Regions from separate parts of the Mus musculus genome. Here all the other regions are linked to region 3. A link is a loop called in an ENCODE intact Hi-C map of the cell type or tissue named here. Cell type or tissue: heart. All regions are shown on one strand. Region 1 overlaps Akap6 (A kinase (PRKA) anchor protein 6). Region 2 overlaps Gm34894 (a long non-coding RNA gene). Region 3 holds the start of 1700031P21Rik (RIKEN cDNA 1700031P21 gene).

What was found. A loop is a pair of places that touch in the nucleus more often than their neighbours do. Peaks named below come from ENCODE experiments on the same cell type or tissue, not always from the same donor. Only the 100,000 strongest peaks of a DNase experiment are listed, where the experiment ranks them.
Region 1: it touches region 3 in a loop (6-fold over the local background); 8 of 42 quality-filtered maps call a loop at or near these places.
Region 2: it touches region 3 in a loop (4-fold over the local background); 4 of 42 quality-filtered maps call a loop at or near these places.

The regions. Positions count from the first base shown.
Region 1 is chr12:52,891,601-52,899,600 of GRCm38, forward strand. The region is part of intron 4 of Akap6 (A kinase (PRKA) anchor protein 6); the gene reads left to right. Among named protein-coding and RNA genes, the nearest start is that of Gm51971, 97 kb to the left of the region's middle. In heart, a CTCF peak has its summit at 4,322; DNase peaks (open chromatin) are centred at 1,081, 2,241, 2,521 and 4,251; H3K27ac peaks cover 1,275 bases.
Region 2 is chr12:51,841,033-51,849,032 of GRCm38, forward strand. Gm34894 (a long non-coding RNA gene) reads right to left here. Exons shown (of 3, transcript XR_381584.4): 2 at 1,655-4,129; 3 at 636-949. Among named protein-coding and RNA genes, the nearest start is that of Gm34894, 6.8 kb to the right of the region's middle. In heart, no CTCF peak of the experiment used is centred here; DNase peaks (open chromatin) are centred at 4,119 and 7,129; H3K4me3 peaks cover 1,669 bases; H3K27ac peaks cover 3,451 bases.
Region 3 is chr12:52,599,161-52,607,160 of GRCm38, forward strand. 1700031P21Rik (RIKEN cDNA 1700031P21 gene) reads right to left here and starts at 3,162. Exons shown (of 3, transcript NR_045910.1): 1 at 3,020-3,162; 2 at 2,830-2,895; 3 at 824-918. It overlaps Gm35239 (a long non-coding RNA gene), which reads left to right and starts at 3,793. Exons shown (of 7, transcript XR_001780617.2): 1 at 3,793-5,904. It overlaps Gm23296 (a small nuclear RNA gene), which reads right to left and starts at 5,431; the gene lies at 5,325-5,431. LOC115488100 (a small nuclear RNA gene) reads left to right here and starts at 4,628; the gene lies at 4,628-4,734. In heart, a CTCF peak has its summit at 4,878; DNase peaks (open chromatin) are centred at 3,961, 4,291, 4,711 and 5,711; H3K4me3 peaks cover 2,936 bases; H3K27ac peaks cover 2,643 bases.

The DNA.
Region 1 (8,000 bases), 290 kb after region 3:
GAAGTGGATGCTCACAGTCATCCATTGGATGGAACACAGGGTCCCTAATGAAGGAGCTAGAGAAAATACCCAAGGAGCTAAAGGGGTCGGCAACCCTATAGGAGGATCAAAAATATGAACTAACCAGTACTCCCCCCCCCCCACCCAGAGCTGTGCCTCTAGTTGCATATGTAGCAGAGGATGGCCTAAGCGGCCATCAATGGGAGGAGAGGCCCTTGGTCTTGCGGAGATCATATGCCCCAGTACAGGGGAATGCCAGGGCCAGGAAGCAGAAGTGGGTGGGTTGGAGAGCAGGGTAAAGGGAGGGTATAGGGGACTTTCGGGAGAGCATTTGAAATGTAAATGAAGAAAATATCTAATAAAAAATAAATATTTAGAAAAAACAGTACAGACCACTAGGGGTGGGGGGGAAAGACCTGTCCCATTTTGCAGATGATGAATCTGAGGATCAAATGAGCTGAAGGTCATGTGACTGCTAACTCTAGAGAGGACTTGATCTGTGAGAGAGTGTAAAATGCCAAGGAATTAAGACAGTAATCATACGAATAGATAAAAATCCATTTACCAAACTCACAAAAGCGCTTCTGGGTTAGTAAATGGACAGTGGGAACTTTTCGTAATGACTGTGTGGGGAAACAGCCACTTGTCTAAAGTGGGAAATTCTCGGATCTACTGAGCAGTAGATCCAAACTCTTGGAACAGTTGAGCAGTGCCCAGGAGGGAATGCAGCCCTGGTGTGTGTGTGTGTGTGTGTGTGTGTGTGTGTGTGAGAGAGAGAGAGAGGGGGGGGGGAGAGACCTCAGTGAAGACACTCAGATAAGCTTTGATACAGTTCAAGGCCTTCTTTTCACACTCTGGGTTTCTGGAGAACATTGTCCTGAGAGATGACACTAGTCACTTGGAGTCAGTGGCACTAAATTGATAGGTGCATGACACAGGTAGGCCCATTTCTCTACAGAGATGCAAATGTCTTCAAACGCCAGATTACGGTATCTTGGCCGTAGTCAACTGGCCCAGCTGTTGCTGTATTTCGTTCTCAGAGACATAGACACACAGCTTTTGAGAGCTCGCTGCCAGCTGGAGATGTCACCGCTTGTAAATTATTTTGGATTTAGTGCAGCACAGGCTTAGCCCATCCCTTGCTCTTTGTAACTGGGTTGGATAAAACTGTCCTCATGTCTGCACAGAGGCAGCTGTCCTTGTGCTCAGAGATGAAGCTGGGAAGGTGTGGGTGGAGTGTGTTGTAAAAGTAGGAGAATGAATTAAAGTGACACTGGTTTTAACAATGATTTTCCCCACAGTTAGATAGGTACAGACGGGCCCCGTCCTTACAGACTTCATTTTGGTTATGTGCCTACACATCCGTGACCACACCCCGACTGTGGCAATCATCACACGACCCCTTCGCTTTCTTCCTTTTCCGTTTTTCCTTCATTGTGGTTACCAAGACTCACACTCGCTGTGTTAACCATGTGAGGTGTGCAGTTCAGGAGTGCTGGGTTTTCACATTCCTGTGAAACAGCTCGTGAGAATATTCTCCTCTTGTAAGCCTGAAACTTGCCAGTGGGTCTCGACCTCCCTAAGGCTATGGCCCTTTAATGCAGTTCCTCGACTTCGGATGACCTCCAATCATACAACTATTTTTGTTGCTACTGTTATGAATCATAATGTAAATACCTACGTGTTCCAGTGGCCATAGGCAACCTCTGGTGCACAGGCTGAGAACTGCTGCTCTATGCCATTAAACGGCCCCCTTCATTCTCAGCTCCTTGTCTCTAACTTTTAGGGCTCTGCCAGCAGCATCTGCATGGAATGACACGATGTCTTTCCTGTGACTGAGTTATTTCACTAGCACAAGTCAAATCCAAGTTCTGTTCATTTTGTCTACCCACTGTTTGCAACACGGTTGCATCTCCTATTCAAAGCAAGAATAAGTCATAATATAATAAAATGCATAGTGATATGTATAGTAATTCACTATGAGCTACACATCTAGATTTTCCTCTGCCTTGAATTGGCATCTCTCATTGTCTTTGTGACCAGATACCTGACCAAGCAGCTTAAGGGAGGGGATTCATTTGGCATGCAGTTAGAAGGGACACAGGGAAGGCGTGACCTCAGGCAACTTCATGACAGGGTCACATGGCTGGGCCTCTTCACTTCTCAGCAGAACTGGAAGCAGAGGCCAGACTGGAAGCTGGATGTGGAAAGCTATGTCAACCTCGGGGCCAGCCCCAGAAACTCATTTCCTGCAGCAAGTCTCCACCTCCTTAATGTTCCATGACCACAGCAGCAAATAGCTGGGGAGCACGTGTTCAAGTATGTGGGCCTATGGGGGCCATTCCCCATGCAAAGGGTGAAGCAACCCCACTGTCCTGTTAGGGAGAACCTGAGAACTCCCCTTCTGCCCACAGCCCCACCCCCACCCCACTCCCGCCTCCGCGTCTTCTCTCCTTCCATCTTTTCTCTCATCCCTGCCTCTTTACTCTTCTGGACCTTGTCTTCACTCCAGCTCCCGAGAAAGAAAGAGAGAAAGGCAGCCAGCTTTCTTCTGTGGACGTGAATGTTTGACATATTTCTTCTGTTCACACACCATTGGTCCAGGTCACCAGGGAGCTTCAGAAATGAACCAGCGTGTTATTGCTACAGATATGTCTTGCTGTAACTGCTGCTTAGAACAACTTGGTGAAAGGAGGGGACTGTGAAGTTAGAAGGAAAGGGGCCAGAGAGGGAATCGAATGCCAAATATCTGCACAGCAAAGTTACGAAATGAATCTGTTTAATGAATGTATGACTACATGAATGAATGACTGTAAGAAGCTAAGTGTAAGCTTCTTCTAGACTAGGGTCATAAACCAATGATCCAAGGGACCAGGTGGATTGTGGAAATGAGTCGTATAGGATGCATAAATGAGGGACAGTGGGCTGATTCAACTGGAGCCTACACAACATGTCTAAAGGACAACACCTCTCAGCTGCAGATGCCATTTGTGTGGGAATGTGACTTTGTACGGCAAGAGATTTTTTTTTTTTAAGTAGGAAACCTACATTTTATGTGACATCTCTCAGTTTTAAAATTTTAATCTGAGCCGTTTTTAAATAGATCCAATAAACACATTCATGGCAAAGATTTGGCTTCAAGTCACCAAGCTGCCATCTTTGATGGGAAACTACTTAAGGTTTTTAAGCATATAAGATTGGTAGCTTCTATACATTAATCTGACCCTCGTTTGGGGACATGCCTCTAAGCCATGGCGATTTTCAGCTGTGGCTGCTCGTTACAACTGCTGGAGGTTATCCCAAACACCCCAACCTCAAACCTTACCCCAGAGCGATTAAATCAGGCCCTATTGCTTTACAAACTCTTCCAGGAGGTCTGGCAGGATGGCTCTGTGCATGAAGGCGCTGGCGTGCAAGCCCGGAGCTCTGAGTTTGATCCCTGGGACCCACTAAAGGAGAATGGAGAGGATCAGTCCCACAAACTGTCCCCTTACTGCTCTGCACGTGGTATGGCACATACATATGCACACACTAATAACAATTGTTAAAGTTCTTCAAGCAGTCGCAATGTTCAATTAAATTGCACAGTAATCCTTTAGGGCCAATTTTAAAGGGTTTTGCAGTAGGCTGTTTATGTTACTACATAACTGTGGATCCATAAAGATGATTTGTTACGTTTTTGGGTCTGTCTTAAAATAAGAAAATGACTGGGCGTGGTGGAACACGCCTTTAATCCCAGCACTCTGGAGGCAGAGGCAGGCAGATTTCTGAGTTCAAGGCCAGCCTGGTCTACAGAGTGAGTTCCAGGACAGCCAGGGCTATACAGAGAAACCCTGTCTCGAAAAAAACAAAACAAAACAAACAAACAAAAAAAGCGGAGAAAAAGCTAATTTTCAGATTTCAAGTTGAAAATTGGGGGCTAGGAGAAGTAAAGATTTAATAAACGGTTCTCAGGGAGCACATCAAGTTAGGTTACGCAGTAAATGTTATCTTAAATGCCAACACTATGGCCGTAATCCAAGTTGAGAATTCTAAATCAACACAATGGTTTTAAAGATAAGCCCACAAAATTCTCTTTAGGGATAAAATAATAAGTCTTCAGAGTAATGTGTTGTGGCAACGCCAGGAGAGAAACGCAGCCTTGCATTAACCCTGCTGATAGATTTGTTGAGCGTGCCAAGGTCATTGTTCAAGGTTGGTTGAGAAGAACCACAGCTTAGAAACAAATCCCTTCTTGTTTTCCCAGGAGGAATGCTGCAGTGCCTTCTGTGGTTTCTACAAAGCTTGCCATGGGCCTTGACAGAATATTAGTGATGATTTACCACCACCGTGAGGCTATGCTAGGCACTGCATCTGGTTCTCTTGGAAAAAAAAAAAAGTTCTGTTCACAAATATAAATGTGAAAATGAAAATCTCAAAAAAATTGTAGGGTGGTGTGTGTGTGTGTGTGTGTGTGTGTGTGTGTGTATGTGTGTGTGGTGTGTGCTGTGGTGTGGTGTGTGTGTCTGTGTGTGTGTGTGTGTGGTGTGGTGTGTGTGGTGTGTGTGTGTGGTGTGGTGTGTGCTGTAGTGTGGTGTGTGTGTGTGTGTGGTGTGTGTGTGGTGTGTGGTGTGGTGTGGTGTGTGTGTCTGTGTGTGTGTGTGTGTGTGCTGTGGTGTGTGTGTGCTGTGGTATGGTGTGTGTGTGTCTGTGTGGTGTGGTGTGTGGTGTGGTGTGTGTGTGATGTGTGTGTGTGCGCTGTGGTGTGGTGTGTGTGTGTGTGGTGTGGTGTGGTGTGTGTGTGTGTGGGTGGCGTGGGATGTGTGGGGGTGGTGGTGGTGTGGGGGGTGGTGTGTGTGTGTATCTGTGTGGTGTGTGGTGTGTGTATGTGTGTGTGTGTGTGTGATGTGGTGTGTGTGTGTGTGTGTGTGTGTGTGGTGTGGTGTGTGTGTGTGGTGTGTGTGTGTGTGTGGTGTGTGTGATGTGGTGTGTGTGTGTGTGTGTGGTGTGTGTGTGTGTGTGTGGTGTGTGTGTGTGTGTGTGTGGTGTGTGTGTGTGGTGTGTGTGGTGTAGACTCTTTCTTGGTATGGAAGGACCATGACTAGGGAAGAAACCCAGGTATCCGTATGACTACAGCAGCAAGATGCCGTTGACATTCAGGTTTACATTTTAAAGACAATTTTAAATTTTGAGAGAAGGAGGGCAAGAAGGAGAGAGAGAGATAAGGATATAGGAGAAGATGAGGAGAGAGAGGGGGGAGGGGGAGAGAGGGGAAGAGGGAGAGAAGGAGGGTTTTTCTGCCTTGTGAGCTCCAGGCTGGCTACCCCATGAACCTCTGAGTGACTATCCAGTCCCCTCCTACCAGCTCATAGGAGCACTGGGGTTGGTGGCCTGGTAGCAGCATCTCCAGCTTTTGACGTGGTCCTGGGATCCAAGCCAGGTCATCAGGCTTGTGTGGCAGCTTTTATCCATTGAGTTATCCTGCTGACCCACGTTTAAAAATACAATTAAAGCAACGCTTAGGACCCCAGTGAATTATTCTCTTCTCCTTTAAACATGAAACAACAACTTTTCATTACTGTGTGGTATTTTGGAAGGAGACAATCACAAATCTGAAAAAAAAAAAAGATATCCTCTGTTGCTTACTTGTAGAATTTCAGGAAAGATACTAAATAGCCATTCCTTTCATACTTTATCACATTTGATTGATAAAATATGTAGATAATACCACCGTTATTAGTGAAGAAAGATAGAAAAGCTACTACTCTGACCAATGATTCACAGTGGGCAATTGAGTTTTATTCACAACTCCACTTATTAATTACGAACACTTAAGTCTCTTCAAGTTTACAATCAAAGTTCTATGATTTTAGTTTGATTTTATTTCTTGAGATATAATCTAACTTTGTAGCCCAGGCTGGTCTGGAACATACTCTGTAGTGCAGACTCGGGCTTGCGGTGAGCCTCCTGGCTTGACCGCTTGAGTGGCGAGGTTAGCGGTGAGAGCCACTGTGCTTGGGTGCACTTTGTAGTTTTGAGATGTGATATATTTTACCACACCATTGCACTGACTGCTTTATGAAATCCCAGAGAACGAGGACTACATGAATGCTAATCTTAATGTTATTATGATTTCTCCAACGAATCTGGAGAGTTGGCATCAATTATATTGAACAAAGCTGCAATAAGAACCTTTGCTTCTGTGCAAAGCATTCTTTGGTGTGTTTTCCTCCAGCATGGGGCTCTGGATGAGCTTCTCTTAGAGAATCTTAACGGCCCGTGAAAGTGAGGCTGGATGTCAACAAGCTTGGATGTGGGAAACTATTCCTGATGCAGTCTCAGCACTGTAAGATGGAAGAAGCAGATGTCTTGGGAGAGCGGGGCCTTGCTAGAGTTTATAAGATGCCTAGAGAGTGACCAAAGGTGACAGACAGGAAGAATTAGGCATGGGCTAGTATGAATTTGTGTCAAATGAGGTCAGGTAAATGTCACATACTGGAAACATTCATCTTGGCAGACTTGCCTCTGGGATGTCTCTCAGTACTGTCGCTTGTCCTCTGTTCAGACAAGGTAGGAAAAAACCATTCTCAAAGCCTAGGTTCTATGTCATGGTCATGAGTGACATCAGCCTGTGTGCGAGCCAGAGGGTCTTACTTGCTGGTCTGACTTGCTTTGTGAATAAAAGTGTTATCACGAAAGGATGCTGCCAGTAAGTCGGGACCGCGTGCTCTCCGTCCTTCAAGCTGGAGAATGAAGGTGTTGGCTACTTCCCAAGAAGCGAGCGGCTCTGTCTGCTTTCCACTGACCCTCATGCTTTAACTCGGGTAAAGGAAGTAATTGTGCTTTCTTGAATGTTTTAAGAAAATCATATTGGCAAAGTGTCACTTATAGGTGATAATCTGTCATTTCCCCCTCCCACGTGTGTGTATTTGGAAGACAGAAGATGGAGCAGAGACAGAAACAAAGGTGTACGTTACAGTTAGCAAGTTAGTACTTTATCGTTTCCTCCTTTCTGCCCTCCAAACTGAATATGGCAGAGTTGATGAAACTCTATGCTTATGATTTCCTTAATTTCTGTAGTATAGAGATTTGTATTCATATTTACAAAAATAATACTTAATTTAAAATTTATATTTACAAAGTAAAGCTATTTTTTCTGGTCCTATCGTCACTCCATCTCAAGGTTTTTATTGTGTGGTGGATGCCATTGTGTTTAAGAGACAAAGGGGGTGCTAAAGCAGGTGTAGGATCCATAAAAAGTCATATTGTGCCCTGATCTTTTGCTAACACATTCTACTGGGATATAAGAGGATCAAGAACTCCTAGAATAGTCTTGCTTAAGACATAAAAAAAAAAAAAAAGAACCTTCAGAAGCGTAGTAGATAGGACTTCATAGCAAAGGAAACATCACTCTTGGTAGGAAGAGATTTCTGAGCAGTGTGTTAGTGACTAAAAAGTTTCCCTGGTGCTGTATGGTTGCAAAACATGACAGCTGATAAGGTGGGCTCTGGAGCCATAATGTCTTCTAAGCCAAATTCCATCATTCCCTCTAGTGTTAAACTCACCATGTATATTATTTTGAGTAAATAACTTGACTTTTTGGTACTTCAGTCACATCCCCTGCAAAATATACTACTAATCCCAGCATAAGACAGAAGGAGGCAAAGGGTCATGAATTCAAGACCAGCCTGGACAACACAGGGAGTTCAAAACCATCCTGGACATATCAAGACACTATCTTAGAAAAGCACAGGCAAGATAGATGCGTGGCTAAAGGCTGTGACAGTTAAATGTGTTTAAGTTTCTATAGAGCCCCAAGAACTGCTTAGTACCCACTTACCTTGTATTCTCTTTAACCCTTTAGTTTACTAAGTCACTTTGAAGTCAACTTTCTGCAGGATCCCCTGCCACATTGTTCAAATCTACCCTTCCCATGTCTTGGGACCTATCATGGCTATCCCAGTTTCCTGTACCTCTTCTTTGTGAGACTCTGGGCCTCCTGCCACGATAGATGGTGTTTA
Region 2 (8,000 bases), 760 kb before region 3:
TCCACATTGTTCTTAGTCCTTTGTGTAAGATTGAATTCTCATGGTCTTTCTTCACCACCGTGGCCAGACGTCTAACACCCCCACCACCACCACATTCACATCCACTTTGGTACGCCCACTGGTGTTATCTTTATTCAGCTCATGTTTAGGCAGTGTGCTGGCTAGTCTTTCCACTTGACACACAAACCAGAGATATCTGAAAAGAGGGAGCTGGAATTGAGAAAAATCTCTCCATAAGATCCAGATGTATGGCATTTTCTTAATTAGTAATTGATGGGGGAGGGGGCCCAGCCCATTGTAGGCAGGGTCACATCTTGGCTGGTGGTCCTGGATTTTATAAGAAAGCAGGCTGAGCAAGCCAGTGGGCAGCTCTCCTTCATGGACTCTGAATTAGCTCCTTATAGATTCCTGCCCTGCTTGAGTTCCTGTCCCGTCTTCCTTCAGTGATGGACAACTGATATGGAAGTGTAAGCCAAATAAACCCTTTCTTTCTTCCCCAGCTTGCATTTTGTTGTTGTTGTTGTTTTTCGAGACAGGGTTTCTCTGTGTAGCCCTGGCTGTCCTGGAACTCACTCTGTAGACCAGGCTGGCCTCGAACTCAGAAATCCACTTGCCTCTGCCTCCCAAGTGCTGGAATTAAAGGTGTGCGCCACCACTGCCCGGCCCAACTTGCATTTTTTGTCATGGTGGTGTGTCCTAGCAATAGAAACCCTAAATAAGACTGGCAGTCATGCTGGTGAGACTTTAGAGGTATAGTTCTGACATTACTAGAAGACACAGTCTCCAGCAAAACCCTGACCCTCTGGTTCTTACAAAACACAGTCTCCCTACCACTTCTGCAATGTTCCCTGAGCCTTACGTGCAGGAGATGTTTTGTAGAAGTATTCAATGGGACTGAGGTCCACAACAACTTTGCATTTTGTTCGTGGTTTTCTGTAATTGCCTTCATCTGTTGCAAAGAAAAAATTCCTTGATGAGGTGTACAATCAATACTTTAATTTAAAACTAACTCAGAGCACTGGGTGTGGTGGCATGAGCCACCATTCGGGAGGCAGAGGCCGGCATATCTGTGATTGGAGGACAGCCTGGTCTACACAGTGAGTTCCAGGCCTACCAGGTATAAGAAGTGAGATCCTAACTCAAAAACCAGACCAAAACAAACCAAACCAACAAAACAGAAACAAAAAACCAAAAACCAGGCAAACAGGGACAACAACAATTCAGAGTTACAGGTGGAATTCAGTGATAAGGCATTTGCCCACTATCTCTGAGGCCCTGCCTGGGTTCGATCCCTAGAATGCAGAAAACCAAACCAACTAACCAAATAAACAAAACCCCTAACCCTAACCAGATTAAAACCAATTTAATTTTAGTATGATTGTTTTTATGTAGTTGTCTCTTGCAGGAGATTTTTTTTTAAAGTTACAAATATTACACTTATGGATTTGCCTTTACCCATACTCTGTACATCATATAATTATTGTAAAATAAAGTTTCTTAAATATTGAAATTGTATCTGCTTTGCTTCAGATGCTTTTCCATTCTCAGTAGTTTTTATACAGTAATTATCTAAAGGAAAGTGGCTTAGTGGAAGGACTGAATGGGCTTTTATCAGAAACCTAGTATCCACTAATGGCTTTTAGCCAAGACTGACTTTGTGATCCGGATTAAGCCATTGAGTTGCTGTCCTGGCTTCAGGGTCCTCGCCTCATTTGTGGAGAGAATGCATCTAGCAGCAGATCTGTCTCACTCCTCCAGGTTCCCCATGGACTACGGAGGCTTTTGTCATTCTAGTCAGTAAGAGCACGTTCTGAAAGGAGGTCAAAAGCTTGATGATATGTCAACAACAATGATAAAAATAATTAGGATTAAATAAAAACTATGAAATGTACTTCAGGACGATCCACTGTTGTTTGCAATAGACTGTGATAAGAACAAAAATTCTTCATCGCTCAAATTGCTTTCTGGGGACATTTCTACAAAAAAAAATCAACTCAAAGAAATCTCTGATTGCTCAACAATACAGTATACATCAGCTGAAGGTGAATTCATTTTAAAAAATACACTCATAGCTTTCCAACAGGGAGGAGACATAGATGATTCTCCAAAATAGGTGTAATCTGTTATTTTAATGTCTGTTTCATTGGGTCTGATGTTGACTCTTTCTATCAGGTTTTAGTTTTTGAGAGACAAACTTTGGTGATAGAGCCCAGAATAGCCCTGAATTCTCAATGCTCCCACATCAACTTCCTGTGTGATTTTTTTTTTAATGGACCAGATATTGACTTTTAAGAGATAGATAGGGCCAGAATCATCTAGAGTCTGCAGCCCCCCCGGTGAGCTAGATACTCTATTTCAGGGCTAGCAGCGGAACTCAATGGCAGCGCACTTACACCTACCTAGACCTCTAAGTCCTGGCTCTGATACCTGGAACTGAAAAAAATACCTATTGTGTGTCAGAATGCTGTCCCAGCACACAGCTGGCTCAGAAGGAAGGACTGACTACAAAGCAAGTTCTTGGCCAGCCTGGGCTTCATGCAGTCAGGCTGCACAATGAGCAAAAATGAAAACTAAATGGGATAGGGAAGGGGAGAAGGAAGTGGGAGAATAGAGGGGAGTAGGGTTGGGAAGAGAGGCCCTTAGCCTCTGGAGGAGGCAGCATTTACACTCTGAAGCTGGTGGTTCATTATTCAGAAGATGAACTTTGGTGTTTTACTCCTGTCCACATTGGAAGAAGCATTGTCTATACTCAGGTGTTTGGAACTGCTGAGGCCGGTGTGTTCCCTAAATATTAATGAACGGGCACGTGTAATGTCCATGAGCATAATTTAACTATGAAGTGATTCTCCTTCTTAAAGAGCTCACAATGTCTTACTCAGTCTTGGAGAAGGGCAGCTGGACCGACAGCGATCTTAACGACTACAGAATTTTCCCTATGTGGGCCGGAGGGGTGGGGGTGGGGAGGGATAATTCAGTGACAGCGTGCTTGCCTAGCAGGCAAGCTTCCCTGGCTTCAGTCCCCATCTGCAAAGCAAAACCAAACAAATGTTCCTATGATCCTATCTTATCAGTAGACGGCTAGCCTTCTCTTCCTCTCTGCTAGCCACTCAAAAACATCTTTTTTACCACTAGGGAGGAAGGGAATCAAATATTGCTCTTTCACACTTAGGAGCTGCTTTCTATGGGAAGCTTGCTCTCCTAAGCCAAAGCAAGCTGCCCTTTCATTAGTGGTCTGACATCTTATTAGCAAACAAAATTGCTTAAGGCTTTGTCTTAGTGTCATTGTTCCATCTGGACTCAAGACGCAGCAAACCTAGCTTCAACCAACAGAAGGAACTCGATGTACTTAGATGTACTCGATAGTCACAGGCTTCAAGATCTGAGTAAGACATGTTTATTCTTGAAAGAATCCACTGAAATCCCTCCTTCTCGACTATTAGTTTTCCTCCTATAACCTGTGTGAAGTCGTGGGGGGATTTTTCTCGCCCCCACCCTGCAGTTTTCAGTGTCAGAAAACAAAGCACAGAATCTTCTCATAGTGGTGTCTTCAATAAGCCTAACATGCAACATCAATTAAATTACAGATTATTTTAGTACTAAGACAGTTCCGTTTCCTCTTTGGCCTGTTTTACGGAGGAAAAAGTACCTGCTCCAATCAGAGATTGATTTCTGATGGGTAAACAGAAACACGTTAGGGGGACTAGTTTTAGTTCTTAAATTCCAGTTCACAAAATGAGCCCCACCCCCACCCCCCGCAGGGCCAATGCTTCAGCTCGGCTCTTCCTTTTCTTCCTAAACAGAGTCGAGAGCTTGCTTGTAGCCTCCTTTTTCTTTGGAATACTCCCCTTCCTTGTCCACCTCCTCCCAGCCTGGCGCAGCGCTCGGAAGGCAGGACTTTGGGAAAGTCGCGCCTTTCTAAAGGAGTGGGTGCTGTTTACAGGCTCCGGCTGCTGGCCCCGAAGGTGACTGGAGTCAAATGTAAACCTGGCGTTTATCTCTCGCAGTCAAACATGTTGTGCAACCGGGAGCAGTGGGCACTGTGTGAAAGGTTGTTCCGGCAGCAGCCCCAGGTTCAGGATTACTCAGCTCTTCACCCTGAGCTATGTGGGACCAAGATACTGGAGGTCACCTGTGATGGAAAGACCAACGGGCCAATGAGAGGAACCAGGAGGCGGGGAAACAGTTCTTGGCAAACATTGCGGCACAGGGCAGGACATCTGAAGGAAAGTTGTTTTGTGACCTTTATTGTTTCCCATGAAAACTTTCTCAGGCATGAAACCTTAGAAGTCAGAGCAGTTTCTGGCAATACTGGTTTATTGGGGGGCCAAAACATGCTTTTTTGTAAAAGCCATTTTTCTTCTTTTTCTTGAGTCAAGATCCATCATCCCATGCAGCCCAGGGTACCTGAGAGCTGAGAATGACCTTGAACTCTTGGTCTTGCGGCCACCCCCCATTGACAGGCATGTTCTGCCAGACCCAGCTAACAGTCTGTTTTCCTTTGGTAGTAAAATGTTTAACTATTAAAAAGAACATCATCAGGCCAGTCACCCATGCTTTGTATCCTGTGAGGCTGAGACAGGAGGCCTGAGAGTTTGAAACCTGAATTTGTATTTCTTTTTTCTTTCTTTCTTTTTTTTGGAGGGGGGTGTGGGCTTTTGAGACAGGGTTTCTCTGTGTAGCCCTGGCTGTCCTGGAACTCACTCTGTAGACCAGGCTGGCCTCGAACTCAGAAATCTGCCTGCCACTGCCTCCCAAGTGCTGGGATTAAAGACATGCGCCATCACTGCCTGGCTTGAATTTGTATTTCCAAAAACCAAATACAAATACCTAAACAAAACAACAGAAGAAAAATATAAGGAGAGATGTTTAAAATCCATTTTGCTAAGAACCAGCTCTATTATGGCTGAGGTCATCATATGCTTATTAGTTTTTGTCACTTTTGTTTTGGTAACTTAAAAGCCTTTTCTCCCTTACCATATTTTAAGCACTTAAATAATATTCTATTCATCATATTTTATAACAGGACTTTCTATAGACCTGCCAGCTATATAAATAATGTCAGAGGTTTGTTAATATTTTAAAGCTCAGGCCTTAGCTGGCAGTCTTGCAAGGACTCTATCCTGATTAATTCTGGCCTGCATCCTGCCCCATGGCCAGTTCTACCTTTCCGCCAGGGCTCTCAGTCCACCTCCGCACGTGCTGCTGAATCTCCTGTGTCCCAACTCTTCTCCCAGCGTCCCTATCTCCTACCTTCCACTTCCTGCTCAGCTATGGGCCTTCATTAAAGCCGATGAGATACAATTCTAGACTGCCTTAGGCAGGTGAGGGAGAACAAATATTTACAAAATATGAGACCAGTGATGGGCCAAGGAAATAACAATACCAGATCCTGCTAATGTTTAGCTCTCTGCAAGCACAGCATTAACACTTGAATATACAGAGAGACACACCTTCACATGATGAATCGCAACAATGTTTCACTTTAATAATTCACCCAAATAGATTGCTTTCATTCTGTTTCTATACATAACACCCAAATGAACATAGTTGAAATAAAGCTTCCTATAAGAAAAGTTGTAAGTTCAGTGCCTTATAACACATATAAAACCTATGTAAAGCTGGGGTGTGTGTGTGATGGCAAATGCCTTTAATCCTAGTGTTTGGCAGGTGGATCTCTGAGTTCAAGGCCAGCCTCGTCTACAGAGTGAGTTCCTGGACAGCTAAAGCTACACAGAGAAACCCTGTCTAGAAAAATAAGACAAAACCCCAACTTAACATACAGAATATATGGAGCCGGGCTTGATGGTGAATGGCTCTGATGCATGCTTCAAAGGAGAAGGTGATGTCGGAGGAACGGGAAGGAGTTCCAGGTTAGCCTTGCCTACATAGCAGTTTTGAGACTAGGCAGAGCTACATGAGACCCCGCCTTAAAAACAAACAAGCAAAAAGGTATATCTGAGTAGCTCCAAGAACAATAACAAAGAAACAGGAGAGGGGTCACACCAACTCACAAAATAAAACATCTCTCGTAACCCGGAAGTCCGCCTCTTGCTTTCCCTCACATCCTTCTTCTTCCACACCGATAACCGACAGCCTAAACGTTTTGTTTACCACATAAATGTTCTGGGTATTAGTTTCCCCTCAGTTAGAATCTGGTTGATGGGGAGAAGGCTTCGGGTTAGAAATGAACAGGACTCTGCCGAGGGCTTGAGTTCTGTTCCTAGCATCCACACTGAGCGGCTCACAACTGCCTGTAACTCACTTCCAGAGGTACTGACTCCTCCTCCCAAGTACCTGCACTCATGTCCACAAACCCACACTTAGATACATATACCTATTCATAATTAAAAATAAATCTTGCCAGGCGTGCGCACACCTTTAATCCCAGCACGCGGGAGGCAGAGGCAGGCGGATTTCTGAGTTCGAGGCCAGCCTGGTCTACAGAGCGAGTTCCAGGACAGCCAGAGCTATATAGAGAAACCCTGTCTCAAAAAAAATAAAATAAAATGAAATAAAATAAATCTTGCCAGGCGTGCGCTCGCCTTTAATCCCAGCACGCGGGAGGCAGAGGCAGGCAGATTTCTGAGTTCCAGGCCAGCCTGGCATACAAAGTGAGTTCCAGGACAGCCAGGACTATTCACAGAAACTCTGTCTCGAAAAACCAAAAATAAATAAATAAATAAATAAATAGATAGATAGATAGATAGATAGATAGATCTTGAGAGAGAAAGAATTTGATAGTGACGGTGAGTGCCTTGCATGCTTGTCCAGCTAGTTTCCTGGTGTCTGTGGGAAGCATCGGCTTCTAGTTCTACTCCAAAAATGATCGGACTTGTCAGATTTATATAGGCAGTGGCCCCACAGACCAGGGAGCCCCTGTCTAGTCTAGAGGTGAGCTCTGGAGTGGCAGTTCTCAGCACTGAGGAATTAGGACTTAGTTCTAAGAAGTTGTACCCTAGAATGGTGTCAGTCTGGTTTTCCTGTGTGAGGTTTCTCTCACCCGCCTCACTTCTCTCTACCAAGAATTTGGTTTGAGTTTTTAAATTTGTACATTGTTATTTCCTTACTTCTTAAATGGGCAGCGGTTAGGGCTGGAAATGTGACTCAGTTGGCAGAATGCCTGGCTAACATGTGAGAAATTCCCCAGCGCCACATAAAACCGGACATGCCTGTGGTCTCAGCCCTTGGGAGGTGGAGGCAGGGACATCAGAAGTTCAAAGTCATCTTCTGCTACGTGGGAGTTTCAGGCCTGCCTGGGCTACGAGGCCTTTTCTAGAAACAAAACAAAGTAAAACCCTAACTCAAACCCAAACAAACAAACAAGCAAACAAATAGACATTTCTCTTAGCAGAGCTTATTGATAGCTGACATCTGAGATGAACGCCAAGATAATTGGTCTCAGCTTTATGTGACTCCAGAAGTCAGATTGTTCAGATTGATCTTGGCACTAAAAATACAGGAGCTAAACTGAATTAAAAATAGCCGGGTCAGCTATTGATATGCCCTCAGCACTTGGGAGGACAAGGTAGGAATATTAAGAGTTTGAAGCCATCAGCTGGTCACGTGGCATAGTGGGTAAAAAACACTTATACAGCAACTTTGCCAACCTCATTCAGTCTCTAGAACTCATAGTGAAAGGAAAGGCTCCCAAAAGTTGTTCTCTGACCTGAGACACGTGCTAAGGCATATACGTATCCCCACCACACACATTAATAATAATAATTCTTTTTTTTTTTTCGAGACAGGGTTTCTCTGTGTAGCCCTGACTGTCCTGGAGCTCACTTTGTAGAGCAGGCTAGCCCCAAACTCAGAAATCTGCCTGCCTCTGCCTCCTGAGTACTGGGATTAAAGACGTGCACCTTTAATAATAATAATAACAAATGATAATAAATTTAATAATAATTCTTGAAATAAAAATATTAAAACAAGCCAGGCGGATTCCCCATTAAATCAAAGCATAAGAGCCACTCTTCCACAAGTGGTAGGGCACATGCTTAGCA
Region 3 (8,000 bases):
TCTCAAGCCTGGGCCTAAAGGCCTAGTTTTTTGTTTTTATGTTACACTTTTTCATCAGGATTTGGTGCCTGCCCATGGGATGGATCCCAAGTTGGGTCAGTCACTGGATGGCCATTCCTTTAGTCTCTGCTCCATTTTTGTCCCTGCATTTCTTTTAGACAGGAACAATTCTGGGTTGAAAATCTTGAAGGTGTGTTGGTGTCTCCATCCCTCCACTGAAAGCCCTGTCTGACTACTAGAGGTAGTCTCTTCAGGTTCTATCTCCCCACTGTTGGGCATTTTGTTTAAGATCACCCACATTGAATCCTGGGAGCTTTAAACACTTCTTAATTGCATTTATTTATGTAGGATAGGTAGGATTTATGTATGTAGGATTTGGGGAATACCTGTGCCTTGTGTGAAAGTCAGAAATTGATTCTCTCCTCCCACCTTGTAGGTCTCAGAGAGAGCTCAGGTTGTCAGGCTCAGTGGCAAGTAAGCACCTTTACTTGCTGAGTCATCTCACTGGCACATGTGCATAGACTTTCATGAATAGACTCATGACACAAACCTCTCCCAGTTGTCTTCTTTTGTGTACCACACCTGTGAAACACATTCATTCTGTGCACATCAGCAACAGGCTTCTTCTTATGGCTGAATAGCATTCCATTGTATCCGTATGTCACAATCCATCTTTCCCCACATTATACAAATCTATGGATTTAAGTCTTAATTTCTCCTGTATAAATAGAAATTAGAAACTGGTGGGTCCCAATATGTTTCCCTCTGTAAGACTTCCCACTTTTTTTATTGCTGTGATAAAATACTCTGGCAAAAGTAATTTCAAGAGTCATTTATGTACACTTATAGTTCAAGGTACAGTTGATCATGGAAAGAAGTCTGGGCAACAGAAACTTGAAGTAGCTGGTCACATGACATCTACAATGAGGGGAGAGGGTGAGTGTTGGCTTGCAAGCGGTCAGTTCACATCAATATATATCACAACTAATATCAAGCTAATCCCACACAGGAACGTCAGATGTCCACCTTCCAGTGACTCCTGACTATGCCAAGGTGATAATTAGCATGAATCTTTGCACAGGAAAAGCTAAAGAGTTCTTCAAAAATGTATCAGCTCTCCTCTCTCCCTCCCTGACAGTGTCTACCCATCACCTAAGAGTGCTAGATGCTCTGCAGAGTCGCCTGATTTTGTTTATTCTTGAGTTTTGTCATTTTAGTACTGTGAGATGGTATTTAGCAGACATGAGCAATTTTCTGAGGATTAGCCTGTTGAATTTGTTTCCATTTTCAGGGGAGGCATTTATATATCTTTTTCTATTTTCCCTTTTTGTTTCATTGTGCTTTTCATTTGTTATACTTTTGCTAAATATTTGTCTAAACCTTTTGCCCATTTAGATTTATTTTCTCTTATGGGTATGAGTGTTTTGCCTGTATGTATGTCTGCCTGTGTTCCACAATGTGCCTGGTGCCTTCAGAAATTAGAAGAGGAGGTCAACTGCCTGGAACCGGGGTTTCAGATAACCATCTGTGAGCCATCAGGTGTTTGCTATGAATGAGCCTGGGTCCTCTGGAAAAGCAACCAGTGCTCTTAACTGCTGAGCCTTTTTTCCAGCCCCATCTTAATTTATTCTTGATACATTTCTGATGATGGGTTCTGATTATTCTCTTGAGATTTGTCTTGTATTACAGTTTGACTCTCTGTTGAACAGTTTGACTCTGTTTATGATAAAGACCAGTTTGACAAGTTTTTCAGAGATTCTACTTTCTGTATTCTATCTTAGAACTCTTTGTTCACCCTAAGGTTGCAAAAAATACTTTCCTATGTTTTCTTCTATAATCTCTATCTCAAGTTAATTTTTCACTTGAAAGAAAAGAAAACTAAATCTTACCCACATACTTTGGAGTCCTCAGAAGTACTGAAAATCAGTGAGATTGGTAAAGGCGCTTGCTATCCAGCCCAATGAATGAGGGTTTTATCCCTAGAACCTACTTGGTGGAAGGAGAAATCTAACTCCTGGCAAATTGTCCTCTGACCACAACACACATGCAAAGGAAATAAATAAACAATGCAATAAAAATATTAAAAGAAGTACTAAAACCCATTTAACCTCATGGGGATGTTGAGATAAAAATCATTAAATTAATGCTTGTTTACTGACCTAAACCTGAAGTTGGCTTGATTAAGCATTCATTCAGACATCTGAATGTTAGTTTATGGAAACAAAGGGAGGGGGAGGGGGAGAGGTGAGGTGAGAGGGAGGGACTGTGAGGAGAGGGAGGGAGGGAGGGTCTCAGAGGAGAGGAGAAAGGGGAAGTTGCAATCTAGATGGAAAGTAAATAAATACAAAATTATCATAAAAGGCAGGCTAATAGAAAGTTACACCAAAGCATTTTTAAAAAGCATCTAATTGGAAATTTTAATTCAATAGACCTGTCATTTTCACTCCTGTTTTTCCTGGGGGAAGAACAGTGTTTTATTACTTTTCAAAAGTTGTTAGAAAACAACCAACTTTCTTTTTTTTTTTTTTTGAGACAGGGTTTCTTTGAATAGCCCTGGTTGTCTTGGAACCCACTCTGTAGACCAGTCTGGCCTCGAACTCAGAAATTCGCCTGCCTCTGCCTCCCGAATGCTGGTATTAAAGGTGTGCGCCACCACCGCCCGGCTCTGCGTGACTTCATAACCCTTCTTTTTCTGCATATCAGAAAACCGGTGCCAATTAAACAAGTTTTAAAATTATTTTCTCATGCCAAGTTGGAGGAAAGATGGGAGGACGAGGAGAAGGGAAAAAAAAAAAAAAGAAACTCTAGTTAAATTAAGTAGTAACTTGCCTTGTCCTTCGGTAGTTCGTTTGTTAATGAATTGAGACAGTTTGTATAGGTGTTGTACAGGACTATCTTCTGAAACAAACAAAATCTATCTTACCACATTCTGTAATGTCTACTGGCAAAAGATCATCTCAGCTGGGCTTGTTGACCCACACCTGCTCATAAAGGGGCAGGGAGGTCAGGCGACCCTTACCTGAGTATCCACCCTACCTACTGTAGTACGCAATTTTATCCATAACTAGAAGTGGCCTCGCTGAGGGGAGGGGTAGAGTCTGTAACCTAGGAAGACTAAGGGAGTGGGGTGGCTGGGTGGAGAAGTCTTCATCCCGACTGGGTAAAGGCTTTCTAGGCGTAACTTGGGGGGATGAACACCCTGGCTCTGTGAGCAACTCCTCCTTTACGTCATAGAAGGAAGCTCAACTCACCATTCCCTCCGCAGAGTGTCCTTTGGAGGACTCTTCTGTTTGCTGCTGGAACAAGGATAGGCCTTGTCTGTCTGCTCAAGAGAAGGAATTTTAGCTGACTAGCCTAGGCTGGGCTTGTATTCACTATGTAGGGAAATCTGCCCTTGAACTTCTAGTTCTTCTCTGTTTCCCACCCAAGTACTGGGATTACAGGCAGGTGCCACACCACAGCCGACTAATGGTGATAATTATAAGCACACAGGAAAACCTTTGCCCAGACTTCATTCTGAGAAATACTGAAACCACACCAAACTAGCAGTTTCTGACCTTTGTCCCTCATTTTACAGCCCACAAAGCTATGACTTGAACAGCTAAGACTTCGCTGTTATTTAAAATTACAACAAATATTTCCTCCAAGTAGGTATGTTTTACACATTTGTATCATAACAGGGCTAACATGTCATTTAATATACAGGAAAAGGAACGGAAGTACAAGAGTGACTCTGCTATTATTCTACTCCAAAGTGAGCAGTGTAAATCCTTAAATTTCCCTCTCAGGCCAAGTAGGTGGGCTTCCGCCCTTGCATCTGTGTTCCGGATGTTTGGTTACCAGGCAACGTCTAGCGCCTGCCAGACACCTGTGAAGGGGTGCGGCCCCTGGTCCCCGAGCCTCGGTCCTGGACCTAATCGGCGCCTGCGCAAAATGTGCACAGGCAGGCGTTACCTGCGACCGGCCACCCGCAGAGAGTGGACGGGCGTGGCCGCCCAGTCAAACTCGCGGGTCCAGGCCGGGCAGCGCCTGCTGGGAACAGACTGTACCCCAGGCTCTAGAGGACCTCCCCAAGCTTTTGCTGCGTTCCTAGAGTATGGTGCCCATAGTTCTGGGACCGAGTAGGCTATGCTGGGGAGGGGTCACCTGGCGGGTTGGGCATACTTCAACAGGCATTGGACTAGTGGAACATAGGTAACAAGTGTCCTGTTTTAGTGTGTGGGGGGAGTAGGTGATCGAGTCAGGGCCCTGGTCACTTAGCTGCCACACATTTCTCAAGCTCCCACACAGACGTAGGAGAACAGCGAGCCTCCCAGCGTGCCGGATAGCGGACTGCTTAGAGAACTCACTCCCCTCCCCAGGCCTCTAGAGGAAGGCTCTTACCCAACATGCACCAGGAGCTAATTTGCATAACCCCAAGGTAAACCACACGGACCCACGCCGCCAGCGTGATCCCCACTAAGCAGCAGGGGTTCATGAGCATAGCTACACAGTTTCACTGAAAAAACTTTTTCTTTGTTCCCGGGTTTACTGGGAGGCTAGGAGAAAAACGCGGGTCAAAGTCACCCTAACTTAAAAAGTCAGGAATTCTTCGTCCTTATATAGTCCACGGCTAGACACTACGATCGTGCTCGCTTCGGCAGCACATATACTAAAATTGGAACGATACAGAGAAGATTAGCATGGCCCCTGCGCAAGGATGACACGCAAATTCGTGAAGCGTTCCATATTTTGGCTCTGCTTACTATGAACAGGTCATTGGACCAAATTCCAAACAATAACTTTTGACTTCTCCCTCACAGCGTCTCCAAGTCAACCCAGCGCGTCATTCTTAAATCCTATCCTAGCTTTTTACTACTGTATCTGGCCCCTAGTGCTTGTTTTCATCAACTAAAATCTGCTGTTATTAAATTTGGGGAATGCATCATTGGCCAGTGTTTCTTCCAGGCTACATGCAGAGGGGCGCCTAGTGAGACAGATCCTAATGGCAGGCTGTTTTTTAGCTGTTACACACACTCGGGTCTACAAGCCGGAAGAGAATGAACTAGCGACGCTCCTGCTGTTTCCCTATTAGGGCTCATCAATTCATCAATGTAAATTAAAAAAAAAAAAGATTAATAAAGAAATTCATAAACTAAAAAGTCTTCTAAGAGAAAAATGTCATTATTCCCGGGGTGCTTGGGGTTTAGTATTACCTACCTGTTACCGCGAAACTCCATCTTATAAAGATATATACAAAGTTGCCAGCATTGTAAACTAGAATCTCAGTTTACACCCAATGTACTTTATTTAACACTACAGAGAGATAACAAAAATCGAGGTTGCAAAATATGGAACGCTTCACGAATTTGCGTGTCATCCTTGCGCAGGGGCCATGCTAATCTTCTCTGTATCGTTCCAATTTTAGTATATGTGCTGCCGAAGCGAGCACGATCTTAAGGCCTAACCGTGGACTATATAAGGACTCAGAAAATCAGATTCTTTAACTTAGGGTGATTTTAGTGCTTACGATCCTCGAACTCCTCCGTGCACCCTAAAACGAAGGAGAAATTTTTCAGCAGAACTGTGTGGCTAGACTCTTGAAATCCCCCTGCTGCTGAGGGAATTGCGCAGGCAGCGTGGGTCCGTGTGGTTTACCACGGGGGGGGGTATGCAAATTAGAGCCCGGTGCATGTCGGGTAATAGTCTTCCTCTGGAGGCCTAGGGAAGGTGGTGAGTTCGTGGCTCTCTCCCCGCGCGGCATGCCGGGACTGCGGGCGGTGAAGCCTCAACTTCTGTGAGCCGGCAGACTCCGTACCGCACAGCTCTAGACTAGTTGGTTTCACCACTTAAACGTTCTAGGGATAAGCACATTGGAAACAGAAAGTAGGGAACAAACAAAAGTCCCTAACTACCCTACCATTAGTAAGTCCTTTACTATATCTTACATTACAGCAAGTCCTTTCTATATCGCTTAATACTCAGCTCGCTCTCAAATTTACTTGATTTCAAAGATGCCATCTTAGAAATTGTCATAACATAAAGGGCTATACTTAATCTCACATCTTATTTAATGGCGGTATGCTTTGACTTCTATTTTCCAACGATCATTATTCGTTTCTCTTCAGGCTGTTAATTTCCTGAAGAAATAAGATACCTTGTTGTGGGTATGTCTTAGATGTGGTCCATTGTGTTGTTATGGATTTTATGTTGCTTAATTTGTTTATTCTCCCCGTTTCTTGAAAATGTGTAGTTTTGCAGAGGCTGAGAGTTTGACTTTAAAAAAAAAAAGCCGTATGCAATCATGATGGTAGGGCATGCACTTGATATTGTACCTCATCAGGAGCATGTGACGTTGACATGTGAATAATGAAATCTCATGGAGTCAGTATCCTGACACCTCCATTATCAAGCTTTTACAAATCTTCCACCCAATGGTTTTAGACAACACTGATAAACATTGTTCTGGTATGTTCGTATTTAACCCTTGGGTAGAGCACGCTGGCGCGGAAAGCACAGAGTTGGCCACCAGAGAAAGGGATGACAAATGAAGAAAGGGGTGTTGATTCTGAGTCTCTGGATCATTGGATTCCATAACCAGGTGTTTCCCAAAGTTGGAGCTAACAAATTACCTTCTTCGGGCAAGATTGGAGGTGTTTGTTCCCTCACTGGGCAATGGTTCTAGAGCCCTGCGGTGCTAGTTCTGAGCCCTGGTTTCTAGGGCTGTTGTCGCACAGAATTTTGTAAAATCCAGTGGACACACAGAAGCAGCCTCTCTTCCTCTCCTTCTGTTAGCATGAGATTTGTCTGGATATTTTCAATATGTTTCCGGTCAGTGTCTTAGGGGTTTATTGCTGTGAAGAGACACCATGACTACTGCAACTGTTACAAAGGACAACATTTAATTGAAGCTGGCTTAAAGGTTCAGAGGTTTAGTCCATTATCATCATAGTAGGAACCATGGCAGCATGCAGGCAGACATAGTGCTGGAGAAGAGCTGAGAGTTCTACATCTTGATCTACAAGCATCAGGAAGAGACAGTGAGCCACTAGGCCTGGTTTGAGCTTCTGAGACCTCAAAGCCAGTGACAAATATGCTCCAACAAGGCCACATCTCATAATTGTGCCACTCTTTATGGAACTATGGGGGGCATTTTTATTCAAACCACCACAGTCAGTCTATACAGTTATTGAAAGACTCATCTGTTAAGTGAATCTGCCAGGGTTATTCAAACTTAACATCTTCTTTACTCTTCTATCTCTGTCACACAGCTAGCTGCCTTTGTTGCTTTGTTTCCCATAGACTCTTGTCTTTCCTTACAGTGTTTTCCTGTTTCTTTTTTCCCATCCTGCAACCCTCCCGTCAACACTGCATACATTACACTAAACATGTTTACTCAGTATTAGACTTTTGCTATAAATTATGTTCATGTCTTACACCACACATTTGCAATATTAAAATGCTTTGGCTTCTGATGAACTCAAAATATGTTTAAACCGGGTGTGGTGGCTCATGCCTTTAATCCCAGCACTTGGGAGGTAGAGGCAGGCAGATTTCTGAGTTTGAGGCCAGCCTGGTCTACAGAGTGAGTTCCAGGGTAGCCAGGACTAAAACAAAAACAAGCAAAAAAATTGTTTAAGATCCCACATTAACAGTTTAATTTTAAAAATCCTGCTCTTTTACCCTAAAGTATATGTGATCAACCAGTCTTTTCATGGGGAAATACTGGTTTTTATTACATCTTCTAAGAGGCATTTAGGAAAGTTTGCAGTAGGTGGGTCTCTTTTAAAGTAGTCGAACCTTGAATTAAGATTTGCTTTTGTGAGAATAAGTTTAATAGGCATGGTTAACAACTTAGCTTTAGGAGACATTTATTTGAAGGATTTCCTCAGATTTTTTTAAATAAGGAAAAACTTATTTTTGTATTCTGGAACATTTGGACTTTATTGTTAGTAAATATTATTGTCATAATAATCCTACTTGTTCACATTAGCAGTAATTCTGTTGTTTTATCCAAAAAT